3 separate regions of the Homo sapiens genome follow, and regions 1 and 2 are each linked to region 3. Evidence: chromatin contacts called from ENCODE Hi-C or POLR2A ChIA-PET data. All regions are on one chromosome and are shown on one strand. The core of a region is the stretch at or near the end of the contact, and the rest is flanking DNA. Distances in the headings are between cores, read along the strand shown.

Region 1 (4,549 bases), core at 900-3,399, 250 kb after region 3:
CACCTACTATGTACCCACAAACATTAAAAATTATAAATTTTTATAAAGAAAGCAGTTTGCAGGCTGATCTCAGTGGCACACACCTGTAGCCCCAGCTACTTAGAAGCCTGAAGCAAAAAAGGATTGCTTGAGCCAAGGAGTTTGAGGCTATAGTACACTATAATCATGCCTGTGATTAGGCACTGCACTTCATCCTGGACAACATGATGAGACCTTGTCCCTAAGAAAGAAAACACTTTCTCAATATTTAAGAAGCAGACATAAGACTTCTGCCATTACATTTTTATTTCTAATACTTTTGCATTCACTTGCTGCTTCACACAGTCACCAGATGTGCTACACTTTATGCCAGCAGCTGTTGCTTGTTACCAAGTCATTTTCTTTTGGTACAGGTTGAGTGTCCCTAATCTGGATATTGAAAATGCTCCAAAATCTGAAACTTTTTGAGCACCTACATGACTCTCAAAGGAAATGCGCATTGGAGCATTTCAGAATTTGGATCTTCAGATTAGGGCTACTCAGCCTGTATTAGCACTTGCAGTGGATAACATTAAAACCATGTTTGTTCCAGCAGCCTTTTAACATGTGGTGGCTGCTCTTCTCTCTCATTTTGAACATTTGTGTGAATACATGTGTAGACAATGCCAGATGTTTCCTTCATATATTATGTAGTTTGTCTTTGGCTAAAAGAGATTTTTAGTCCCAAGTTACATTCAGAATGCTTACCAATATTTAAAAATCAGTATTCAGATACTAACAGTAAGTCCAAGTGATGATGTTATGCTTACTATATGTGATAATAACCTATATGATCTTTGATCTCTACAAGTTCAGTAAACCTGGAAATGACATTGAATGAGGCATTTGCCTATTCCGTCTTCCAAAAGCTAAAGCAAATTTTGACCGAGTACTGAGGCCAAAGCTTAGTTATAGTGTGTTTTCAATATTTATAGTGTATAAAGTGTTCCTTCATATTAGAAAAAATGGACTAAGGACATGAACAAAATACTCACAGAAGAAATACAAATGGTGAACAAACTTGAAAAAATGTTAAACTTCAGTAGGTATCAAATTAAATACAGGTACAACGACAGATTATTTTTCTGTTAGTTTGGAAAAAAAACAAAAAAGCTGATAATGAGTTGGTGAGAATGCCCAGAAAGAGAGTAAATTGTACATACTTTTATTGAAGGGTGGTTTGGCAGCATTTACCAGACATTTAAAATGTATACAGTGGTCCAGGAATCTGCCCTCCAGAAGTACTCAAATATGTCCTCAAAGATTTATACAAGACTGTAATATAGTTCTAACAGCAAAAAATCAAAATCTAAATGTGATCATAAGGGGAGTGGAAAAATGAATGCTGACTCACTATGCAAAGGAATGCCTTATAGTTACTAAAACTAATGTGCTAAGTCAATATGTGCTGTCTCAGAAACACAGCTACGGTACATTGTTACAGAAGAAAATGCGAGTTGCAGAATGTCTGTGCGATTTCTATTTAAATAAATAAAATATGGAAGGATGAGGGTCAAACCATTAACTGTAGTTGCCTCAAGGTGGAAGGGGGTATTGAGTTGAAGAGAAGGTAGTATTTTTTTACTTTATACATACTTCTGTATTATTTGAATTTATTATAATGCACATCTGTTATGTTTTAATTTTATAAAAGATTTAAATAAAACTAGGCTAGACCAAACCATGGAATAAAAGTATTATGAAAGAAACAAAAATTAATTATTTCTCTCATTTTAAGACAACTCACAGATAGCCTCCAGTGACTTGGGGAGCGAAAAGAATAACATTAATCAAAGATACAGTGGAACTGCCGGAGGACAGTGGATCATAGCCTTGAAGAATCCAAGAAATGGCAAAGTGCAGGCCACAAATTCCAATAACAAAATAATTATGTTTAAAAAAACATAATTTTTAAATTATGTTTACATAATTAGAGGAGAAAAGTGAAAGAATGCTGTTAAAATCACCACCATGTCCCTATCTCTGACTTCCTAGTAATCCTTGAGTAGAGACAGGACAAACATCTATGATGCAATCTATTTATAATGCTAGTGCTGCAAAGGAACACCTGCCTTGTGGAGTGACTGTGCTATATATGGCTGTTGTTGTGTGTATACCTTATCTACTTATATTCTTCTAATCATCCATCCATCCATGCAGTAAACATATAGGGTAAGAGGGATACAGAGATGACAGACAGTCCTGTGAGGGGAGAAACTTGTTTAGCACTGGTTCTCCAGTACCTGGAACAGAGTAGGGGCTCAATAAATATTTGTTGAATGAGTGCATGGGCTCCCGTCCAGTGAGAAAACAGAAAAGTAAACAGACAGCTAAAAGGCAGTACTGGCACACCTCGTTTGACAGTGCTTTTGTGTTTCACATATACTGTTGTTATTGTTTTTTTTTTTTAACAAATTGAAGGTTAGTAGCAAGCCCGTGTCTGTCAGCCCCATTTTTCCAACAGCGTGTGCTCTTTCATGTCTCTGTGTCACATTTTGGTAATTCTCACAATATTTCAAACTTTATTATTATATCCTTTATGGTGATCTGTGATCAGTGATCTCTGATGCTACTATTGTAATTGATTTGTAATGGCCTCTAAGTGTTCAAGTGAAAGGAAGAGTCAAATGTCTCTCACTTTAAATTGAAAGATGGAGATAATTAAGCTTATTGAGGAAAGCATGTCAAAAGCCAAAACAGGCCAAAAGTTAGGCCTCTTGTGTCAAGCATTAGCCAGTTGTGAATGGAAAGGAAAAGTTCTTAAAGAAAATACAAAGTGCTACTTTGATGAACACAGGAATGATTTAAAAAAAAAAAAAAGCAACACACCCTTATTGCTGATAGGGATTTAGTGGTCTGGATAGACAGTCAGACCAGCTACAACACTCCCTTAAGCCAAAGCCTAATCCAGCATAAGGCCGTAACTCTCTGCAATCCTGTGAAGGCCGAGAGGTGAGGAAGCTGCAGAAAAAAAGTTGGAAGCTAGCAGAGGTAGGCTCACAAGGTTTTAAAAAAGAAGCCATCTTCCTAACATAAAATTGCAAGGTTGAGGGTGACCAAGGAACAAGGCAGGTGCAAGATGTAGAAGCAGTTGCTGATATAGAAGCTACAGCAAGTTGTCCAGAAGATCTAGCTAAGATAATTGATGAAGGTGGCTACATTAAACAGATTTTCATTGTAGATGAAACAGCCTTCTGTTGAAAGATACCAATCTAGGACATTTATAGCTGGAGAGAAATCAATGCCTGGCTACACAGCTTTAAAGGACAGGCTGACTCTCTTAGTAGGGGTCTAATGTAGCTGGTGACTTCAAGTTGAAGCCAGTGCTCATTTACCATTTCAAAAATCCTAGGACCCTTAAAAACTTGCCTGTGCCTACTCTGCCTGTGCTCTCTGAGTGGAAGAACAAAGCCTGGATGACAGCACATCTTTTTTAATATGACGTACTGAATATTTTAAGCCCACGGTTGAGACCTACCTCTCAGAAAAAAAAAAAAAAAAAGATTCTTTTCAAAATACTAGTACTCAAAGATCTAATATCCAGAGTCTACAAGGAACTTAAACAAATTTACAAGAAAAAAAATTTAAAAGTGGGCAAAGGACATGAACAGACACTTCTCAAAAGAAGACATACGTGTGGCCAATAAAAATATGAAAAAAAGCTCAAAATCACTCATTAGAGAAATGCAAATTAAACCACAATGAGATATCATCTCATGCCAGTCAGAATGTCTATTATTAACAAGTCAAAAAACAACAAATGCTGTCAACATTGCAGAGAAAAAGGAATGCATTTACACTGTGGATGGGAGTATAAATTAGTTCAACCATTGTGGAAGACAGTGTGATATTTCAGTGACCTAGAGGCAGAAATACCATTTGACCTACCAGTCCCATTACTGGGTGTATACCCAAAGGAAAATAAATTATTTTGTTATTAAGATACGTGCACACATATGCTCATTGCAGCACTACTCACAATAGCAAAGACATGGAATCAACCCAAATGCTCATCAATTATAGACTGGATAAAGAAAATGTGATACATACACACCATAGAATACTGTGCAGCCATAAAAAGGAACAAGATCATGTCCTTTGCATGGACATGGATGGTGTTGGAAGCCATTATCCTCAGCAAACTAGCACAGAAACAAACCAAACACCACATGTTCTCACTTATAAATGGGAGCTGAATGATGAGAGTACATGGAAACATGGTGAGGAACAGCACACCCTGGGGCCTGTCAGAGGGGGCAGGGAAGGGGAGCATCAGGAAGAATAACTAATGGATGCTGGGATTAATACCTAGGTGATAGGATGATCTGTGCAGCAAACCACCATGGCACGTGTTTATCTGTGTAACAAACATGCACATCCTGCACATGTACCCCTGAACTTAAAAGTTAAAAAAAAATTTTTAAATACTACTACTGGTTGATAATACACCTGGTCACCCAAGAGCTCTGATAGAGATGTATGAAGAGTTGAATGTTGTTTTCATGCCTGCTAACACAGCATCCATTCTGAA
Region 2 (4,474 bases), core at 1,632-4,131, 160 kb after region 3:
ACTTTCTTTACCACCATGTTACGGTAATAGATTCATGTTTTACAAAAGATATTTCTTTATTATTCTTCAACAAGCATTTATTAAGTGTCTCTGTGTGCAGGTCACTTTTGCTGTTAGTCTTCTGGTTGAATTGTCTTCCACTTCCTCTGCTTTGATAACGTTGGCTTCCAGACAGCGTGGTAGAAGAGACAGTGTTGATGGGTCTTGGAGCTAGATGATTGTGTAAGGAATATTTAAAAAAAAAAAAATGCAGGTAGTAGGATGTCACAACCAACCTTTTTAGGAATAAACTAGACAACTGTATGAAGAAATTGTTTATTATTTTCATAGCCAAGAAACAAAAGATGTTCTCAGCCAAAGAGAAGTATATTGAGTGTCTTGTAGATATTTAACCTACCTTGGAAACAACTTGTCTTGATAATAACTCTTTATACAGATTACATTTCTTTTTTTTTTTTTTTTAATTAGACTTTAAGTTCTGGGATACGTGTGCAGAACGTGCAGTTTTTTGTTACATAGGTATACCAGTGCCATGGTGGTTTGCTGCACCCATCAACCTGTCACCTACATTAGGTATTTCTCCAAATGTTATTCCTCCGCTAAGCCCCCTACCGCCCCGCCGACAGGCCCCGATGTGTGATGTTCCCCTCCCTGTGTCCATGTGTTCTCATCGTTCAACTCCCACTTATGAGTGAGAACACAAATTACACAGCTTAACTAGTCTGTCTAAGATAGTTAACTGTCCCTCAGATCTGCCCCATCTTAACTTCTAAATGGAATTTTTACTGTGATTACTTTTGTAAATATTAGAAAGTAATAATTATGCAATTAGAATGATACCGGGAAGCTTTACATTTCACCGTGTATGAGTGGTAACATTTTTGAGAATTGAAAATTTTTGAGAAGCGATTTGGCTTCCTGAAAACTGTGTAGGGGCAGCAATGGTTTACCCTCTTGTCAGAAGCTTGTTTATACTGCAGATAAGATCGGTAGATACATTAAAACTCCACAGTTTCCCTGCCTAACAGGTGGGAGGTGGGGGCGGAATTAATTTAAGAAATATTCTTTGCTACATTTGCTAGCTCATAGGCCCAAGTGTTCTTACAGTACAGATAAGAGAGGCTATTTCTGGAAGCCCTGAGTACCTTGAGGCCTTTCATTACATATTTGAAACATGCCCAGGATGAAAAGGTTGAAAAATATACTCAGATGCTCATCTTAATCTCTGGTGTCCTGTCAAGCAGGGTAGTTTATCATAATGGTTACCTTTCTGGTTTTTTTACTTCAGTCTTCGTATCTAATTGGCAGATGTAGTGACAGGATAAGAGTCTTCACTTTAGAATTAGAGCAGTGGTCCCCCACCTTTTTGGCACTAGGGACCAGTTTCATAGAAGACAGTTTTTCAACAGACGGCATGGGTCGGGGAGATGGTTTTGGGATGATTCAAGCACGTTACATTTATTATACACTTTATTTATATTATTACATTGTAATATATAATGAAATAATTATATAACTCACCATCATGTAGAATCAGTGGGAGCCCTGAGCTTGTTTTTCTGCATCTAGGTGGTCCCATCTGTGGGTGATGGGAGACAGTGTCAGGTCATTAGGTACTAGATTCTCATAAGGAATACACAGCCTAGATCCTTCACATGTGCACTTCACAGTAGGGTTTGCATTCCTGTGAGAATCTATTGCCACCGCTGATGTGACAGAAGAGGACATTAGCATGCAAGATGTCATACAGCTGGTATAGAAAAGGGAAATTAGAGCCCGTAAAGTGAAACTCTTACTGTTTCCATGGTATAAGTGCAGAGGTCAAGGAAGAGGTGAGCCCTGCTAGTTTCTTGCTTTGCCTGGTAACAACAATAGTTTCATGGGATAATGCGAGTAATGCGAACAATGGGGAGAGCCTGTAAATACACATGAAGCTTTGCTCACTCACCTGCTGTGTGGCCTCCTTCCTAACAGGCCACGGACTGGTACTGGGAGTGGGGGACCCCTGGATTAGAGGGTTCAGGTTTTCTTCTCTGGGTGTGACCTTGAGCAAAGCACTTCACTTTTCTGACCCTTAATATTATCGCCTTTGAAATGAAGGCCTTCAATGGAAGTGTTCAGCGGGGAAGGAGCCTTTTCATTTTTCCTAAGTATTCCTTTCTTTCCCCTTCCCCCCATATGCATGCTGAGAATCACTGCTGAAGTGAGTCATTTTTACTGCAAGGAAAGGAAGGTATAGTGGAAAAGGGAAAAAAATGTTGAGAACCACACAGCTCATTTCTGGAGTCCTTTCAGCTAATTAAAGGATTGCAGATATTATAATTCAGTATTTTAATTCTGATTGATTTTATGCCTAATTGTCCAAGTGAATGGATTTCTAGTCCAGTTCTAATGCTTGCTTGCTTCTGTGTTATAAAAAAATTGAACTCTAGATGGTTTCCAAAGTCTTTATAATCATAACCTATTTCTAACAACCTATGTATATACATGTTGAACATCTGAAATTTGAAAATTTTAAATCTGAAAAACTTCTGGTCCCAAGCATTTCAGATAAGAGATACTTAACCTGTAAAAAGTAAGACTTAGTTCTTGTTGATTCCGTGGTTGGTCTTTATGTTTACAAGTAAATGCATATTATAAAAATGTAGCTTAAAAAGAAAAGGAAGAATATACAGTTTTTCCCTGTAGTCTTTCTTCCTGCTTCCCAGTTTCTCTGCTTATCCCTGCTCACTACTTTATACAGTTATGTCTCTTAAAATTTTAAGTCTGTTGGCATAGTTGTGTACTCATTGCAAGGTATCCACACATTGGGAAAATTAAATATACACGCACGTAACACAAAAAGAGGCAGGGAAGTCAAGGAGTGTCATGAACTTACTGAGGAAGTCTTCCTTTCTCAGTGACTCATAGAAGGCTCGTTTACTCTCTAAGCTTGCTGGCTACTGCTTTCCCTGGGAAAAGGAAGTATTATGATGATTAAGTAGTAGTTATTTTTTCATTTAAAATATTCTTTTTCTTCTATTTCTTACTCTCTGCTAAGTTGTTGACAGTGATAACAAAGGGTACAGAGTAGGTAACAATAGTGACTTTAAAATGATATTTGGTGAAAGATAGCCAAAATCATTTTTTTCATCTTTACATCTCAAATCTGTAAAGTGTGATTGAGGGTAAATATCATTCCCATTTATTAAGCATTCACTGACAAAAAAGTACAAAATAATTATTTTTCTTGGAATATTTCAGGAGAATTAGAACCAGATGTTTAAGGACTAGGAAGAAGCCTTATGGGGGATAAAATTAACAGTCCATTTCTGCATGGAGTTTAGTGTATGAAATGGGTCTTTTCTATCAGCGCTATTATATCCTAACTTCCTAAGATGTTTTGGTAGACTTTGGCAGTATTGGTTTTTTAAAAAAAAATTAATGAATACAAATACAGGGAATCTCAGGAGTCTATGGAATACTAGTCTTCATTTGTCCTCCTCTCAGACACTACAGTACTGGCCTGTTTCTGAACACCCTCTGGGGCATAGGGAATGCCTTTTCACTGTCAGTATAGAGTTCTTTTTTTCCTTTGATCCAGTTAATGCTGTTTCTTAATATGTCTTCTTCCCCCAAAATTAGAGGCCTATGTCTATGTTTTTATAACGTTTATATTTGCACAGAATGTTACCACTTCCAAAGGAGAACCTAGTACAGCCTTTAGGGGATCAGAAAGGTTGCAGCCAAGTTAAGAACTAGGGGTCAAATAGAATGGTCAGACCTACAGAACATCTTATGCAAAAGCCAGGAGACAAGAAAGAGCCCAGCTCTCTTGAAAGCTCTGCAAGTAATTCCAGTATGATTGGAGTAATAGAGTTGAAGGGGAGCTTTGGGATGGCAAGGGATGGGACCAGAAGTGTAAGCAGGAGCCAATTCTTTATGAAAGACTTTGTATGCTGCAAAGGACTTTGGGCTTGATCGTGAAGAACCTAGAGAAAGCAGGGAAGCAAAAGATCCTACTTAAAGGAGTTTCTGGAAATTGCCCTAGCTGCAGTTTGGTAAACAGATTGGAGGGAAGCACAACTGGAGGCAGGGAAACCATGCAAGATGCTGGTGCCATAATCTAAATGAGAGCTGATGCGGCCAATAATCAGAGTACAGAGATAACAATGAAGTAAGATTCAACAGGATTTGGGGGACTTAGAGCAGAGGAGAAAAAAGAGGCATGGTCAAGGATGACTCTCAGATTTATGACCAGATTAGAGATGCTAACAGTTTGGTAGGTGATTGTCAAAGGTAGGTAATGAGATACCCAGAATGAAGGTGAAGAGACTAGGTAGCTGAGGGTAGAACCCCTAAGTAGGCAGACATTGAAGAGGACAAACAACATGGAGTAGAACCCTAAATTAGAGGGAGACTGTCACTAGAGAAACACCTTCATTATTGTGTTGTATGCCAGAAGCTCAATATCCCTGCAGCTAGCTTCCAAAGG
Region 3 (4,393 bases), core at 506-3,005:
ACTTACTATATGATGTCTGCTGGTTTTTGCTGCATAAATATTCTGATATCTTCAGTTGGTGCTTAGCCAGTTTATTCCTGTTCCACTGCATCACTTATGATTATTTGGGACCTGGATGAAGCAGTTTCATTGTAATGTTGTATTAGTTGAATCTGTGATTTTATAAAATACGAATTAAATTTCTTATAAAATGAAGTTTGTCACTCATATTTGTCTAAATTTGTTTAAAAATAAAAATCCTAGCTAAACTCTTGCCTATCCCAGAAATGAATTTAAGGACCGTATTCCTTATGAATTATGAAGGGAATTTAAAAGGGAAGCATCCAGGAAGGTGTAATTAGTGTCTGGTAAACTGGCTCTTGTGTTTTCTCTGCCTTTCCTCTCTTTCTTTTACCAGCTACCTGTAGACCATTTCCCTGTTTATTAGCTGCAGTACCAGAAGGTGGAATAGGAAATGAAGTTTACATCCTTCAGTTTTGTTATTTGTTAGCTGATTTCTTAAATTTTAGGTGTGAAGAACTATAAAAAAGTTAGGTTGTTTGTGCTGCATCCTTATTATTTTTTGTATCCTGTTATCACAGGCATTGATGACTTATGTATAATTGAGTAAAGCTGCAGGAAAGAAAAGCACTTAGGAAATGCCTCTTCAGATTTTCAAGATCTTTTCACACCTCTCTTGGAGAAAAGAATTTAAAAAAAAAAAACCTAAATGGATTCTAATTATTTTCTTTATCTGTGGTATTTTGTTTTGTTAAATAGTGTGTTATATAATGAATAGTGGAATTGGGTTCAGTTGTGAATTACAGGAAGTGACACATATGATAAAGATTGTGGTTTTATGTCTGTTCAACAAACCACAGTGGAACTGAAATGAAACTATAAATATTTTAACTACACCAATTGCTTTCTGCCGCCAAGCAGGACTAGTCCTAATGAAAACTAGATAAGCTGATACAAAGTTGTTGAGAAGCAGTACAGAATATAGGTCCTTATGTACCATCAGGAAACTTTAGCAGTTTTGAATCTTCTAGGCACACATTACTTTTGATCAGTAAGAAACAATTATTAGGTTATTTTACTCTTTTAAGAATTGAAGTAGCCACAATAAAGCTATTGTGTGTTTTTTTTTCCTTTGGGACAAGGATTTAGATTTAATAATAAAATGTGTTTTGTATAGTAAATATTCATGAAACAATTGAAAAGCAAATAAAAACATTCAATTTGTGTACTCTTTTCACAATTTACATACTAATCTGAGGCTGGGCTGGAGGAGAAATATATTCCCACATTATTCACTTACCAGGAGTATACCATACTTTCAGAAGCTTTTTCTTGACTAGTGATGACTCTTAAGATTTTACTGTTAGGATTTGAACACTTGTAGGTCCTTTAGTATACAGAAAACATTAGATATATTTAATGGGATAGCATAAGTAATTTCCATTCTCATTCTTTTCTTGAGTTTTAAAGTCTAAACCCATAGACTTACACACTTAGTCTTTGTCCACTAGTCAGAATGTTTACACTTTGCTAAGTAGTTATGAACGTCCTCTCCGGTGTATTTGTTTCATTTTTCACCATGTGAGGCTTGACTGCTTAGTTTGTGTGAGAGAATGTGCTACTGTGAGAAATATAATAGTGAATATCTAACCCCTCCGTATCACTGACCTTCGGTCTAGTAGAGGAGAGACCATTATAAAAATAACTAGGGAGCCCTTATATCCTAACTTCTCTTATCCTGGCAAAATTATCAATATCACCCTTTTTCACTTTCCAGTGTTGTGGTTTGGGTGATGAGTGATATAGTCACACTGTGAGTAATGAGGGGAAAGAACAAATATTTTTAACCTGATACTTTTTCTGAATTCATGTTTAGGTGGTAGAGGATACCATTTGATTCTTGGAGACTCCCAAATATAATTTTCTGTCTCATTTTGACTTCTTGTAGATACATGCTTTGTAATCTTTTATTTTTATTTATTTATTTTTGAGGTGGAGTCTTGCTTTCTCGCCCAGGCTGGAGTGCAGTGGCGCGATCTTGGCTCACTGCAACCTCCACCCCTGGGGTTCAAGTGATTCTCTTGCCTCAGCCTCCCGAGTAGCTGGGATTACAGGCGCCTGCCACCAAGCCTGGCTAATTTTGTATTTTTAGTGGAAACGGTGTTTCACCATTTTGGCCAGGCTGTTCTCGAGCTACTGACTTCAGGTGATCTGCCTGCCTTGGCCTCCCAAAGTGCTGGGATTATAGGCTTGAGCCACCGTGCCTGGCCATCTGTAATCTTTTAAAAAGGAAGAGAAGGGTACCAATTATCTGGCTTTTCAAGATTTTTCAAAACATTTTTTGAAAAATTTCTGAGTTTTTGGAATTAACCCTTTGAGCAGCTGCTGAGATTTTTATGTTCTTAAATTGGTTAGATTAAAAGAAACATTTAAGATGTGTCTGTCCCTTGCCTTTTTCTAAATAATTTATGATTAATGTCACATATCCTATACAAAAAAAAGTATGAGGTTGTATGTAGTTTTGACTTGAGATTTTCCAGAAGTCTTTTAATGGCACATAAAGGTTTTTTGTTTGTTTGTTTTTGTTTTATACTTTAAGTTCTTGGGTACATGTGCACAACGTGCAGGTTTGTTATATATGTGTACATGTCCCATGTTGGTGCGCTGCACCCATTAACTCGTCATTTACATTAGGTATATCTCCTAATGCTGTCCCTCCCCACTCCCCCCACCCCACCACAGGCCCTGGTGTGGGATGTTCCCCACCCTGTGTCCAAGTGTTCTTATTGTTCAATTCCTACCTATGAGTGAGAACATGCGATGTTTGGTTTTCTGTCCTTGCGATAGTTTGCTGAGAATGATGGTTTCCAGCTTCATCCATGTCCCTGCAAAGGACATGAACTCATCCTTTTTTATGGCTGCATGGTATTCCGTGGTGTTTATGTGCCACATTTTCTTAATCCAGTCTGTCATTGTTGGACATTTGGGTTGGTTCCAAGTCTTTGCTATTGTGAATAGTGCTGCAATAAACATACATGTGCATATGTCTTTATAGCAGCATGATTTATAATCCTTTGGATATATACCCAGTAATGGAATGGCTGGGTCAAATAGTACTTCTAGTTCTAGGTCCTTGAGGAATCACCACACTGTCTTCCACAATGGTTGAACTAGTTTACAGTCCCACCAACAGTGTAAAAGTGTTCCTATTTCTCCACATCCTCTCCAGCACCTGTTGTTTCCTGACTTTTTAATGATCGCCATTCTAACTGGTGTGAGATGATATCTCATTGTGGTTTTGATTTGCATTTCTCTGATGGTAATGGCACATAAAGTTTAATCTGCAATACGGAATCTGATATACCACCCCTTTCCTCTCACCATCATCTACTCTATTTTACTAACATGAAACTCCTTAAGCAGCCTTTTAACTAGGACAAATACTTGTATCAACCAATACAGAAAGATTATTTATTGTTCTTATAGGCAGGTTTGTTTGTGGCTGCAGTTAGTATTAGACTGTCACTTGGGATGTTATTCTGGAATTGCTTTTTCTAATTCTTTCAGTGAAGGTATGTGACTCGTTCTCTTTTTTCCTTTTGCAAAGCAAAGGCTCGACAAAATTTTATAGACTGGTGAAACATTTTGCAGGTCTGAAAAAAGTGTTGTAAACCTGCTCATGAGGTTCAGACAAAACTTCTGTGCATAAATTAGGAGTTGGTGTTGTCTAGGAGTTTGTGAAGATTAAGTTTTTCAGGGTTCTGATTTCATGAAATGTCATTCTAGATTTCTGTCAATCTCAATTATAGGATGATAGAAGTATGCTGATTTCTCGCTTAATAATTATGTAGTATTTGCAATAAGTATACAATAAGAACTTATGTACTTATTGTACATATTATATGCAGTATACAATAAGTATACTTATGTTGTCTTATTACCATAAACAGAGCAGTGGTCATGATATATAAATACTGAGGAAATCAAATGTTTTCTTTTTTTGTGATCTAATATGAAAATCAATGCAACATTTCTGGATAATTTGCGACAATAAAAAAGAAAAGAAATATGAGGCATGCAGTAATCTTGACAAGCAAATTTCCTAATTTGCAAAATAAAAAATTACATTAGATAATCTCTAAAAAGAACCTTCTATCTCTGTGTCATCTTTGAATCTATAAAATACAGTTGGTCCCTGACTTACAATGGTTAGATTTAAATTTTTTTGACTTTATGATGGTGCAAAAGTGATAAACATTCAGTAGAAAATGTACTTCAGTGTGGTATTCAGTGAGTTACAGGAAATGTTCAACATTTTATTTAAAATAAGCTTTGTGTTAGATTGTGCCATATTTTGCCCAACTGTAGGCTAATGTAAGTATTCAAGCATGTT

The links. Hi-C counts contacts between places; a loop is a spot of excess contacts on that map. ChIA-PET counts read pairs that join two places held with the same protein, here RNA polymerase II (POLR2A). Pooled maps may share reads with other maps.
Region 1: a loop to region 3 is called in a map of PC-3, with 11 times the contacts of the local background. The contact joins two enhancer-like sites. A Hi-C loop is called at or near these places in 1 of 168 maps with a recorded cell type or tissue (PC-3). POLR2A ChIA-PET finds 5 or more read pairs at or near these places in 1 of 52 experiments (activated naive CD4-positive, alpha-beta T cell).
Region 2: a loop to region 3 is called in a map of psoas muscle, with 1.9 times the contacts of the local background. The contact joins two enhancer-like sites. A Hi-C loop is called at or near these places in 1 of 168 maps with a recorded cell type or tissue (psoas muscle) and 1 of 50 pooled maps. POLR2A ChIA-PET finds 5 or more read pairs at or near these places in 1 of 52 experiments (GM12878).

What each region holds. Positions count from the first base shown.
Region 1 is chr3:23,574,507-23,579,055 of GRCh38, forward strand. All of the region lies in intron 5 of UBE2E2 (ubiquitin conjugating enzyme E2 E2), which reads left to right. Among named protein-coding and RNA genes, the nearest start is that of UBE2E1, 230 kb to the right of the region's middle. Within about 2 kb of position 2,150, at least 3 of the 41 ENCODE cell types and tissues checked have a DNase peak (open chromatin) inside an H3K27ac peak, as active enhancers do; they include PC-3, where a contact is called at or near this core.
Region 2 is chr3:23,487,755-23,492,228 of GRCh38, forward strand. The region is part of intron 3 of UBE2E2 (ubiquitin conjugating enzyme E2 E2); the gene reads left to right. Among named protein-coding and RNA genes, the nearest start is that of UBE2E2, 290 kb to the left of the region's middle. Within about 2 kb of position 2,882, at least 2 of the 41 ENCODE cell types and tissues checked have a DNase peak (open chromatin) inside an H3K27ac peak, as active enhancers do.
Region 3 is chr3:23,324,101-23,328,493 of GRCh38, forward strand. The region is part of intron 3 of UBE2E2 (ubiquitin conjugating enzyme E2 E2); the gene reads left to right. Among named protein-coding and RNA genes, the nearest start is that of UBE2E2, 120 kb to the left of the region's middle. Within about 2 kb of position 1,756, at least 3 of the 41 ENCODE cell types and tissues checked have a DNase peak (open chromatin) inside an H3K27ac peak, as active enhancers do; they include PC-3, where a contact is called at or near this core.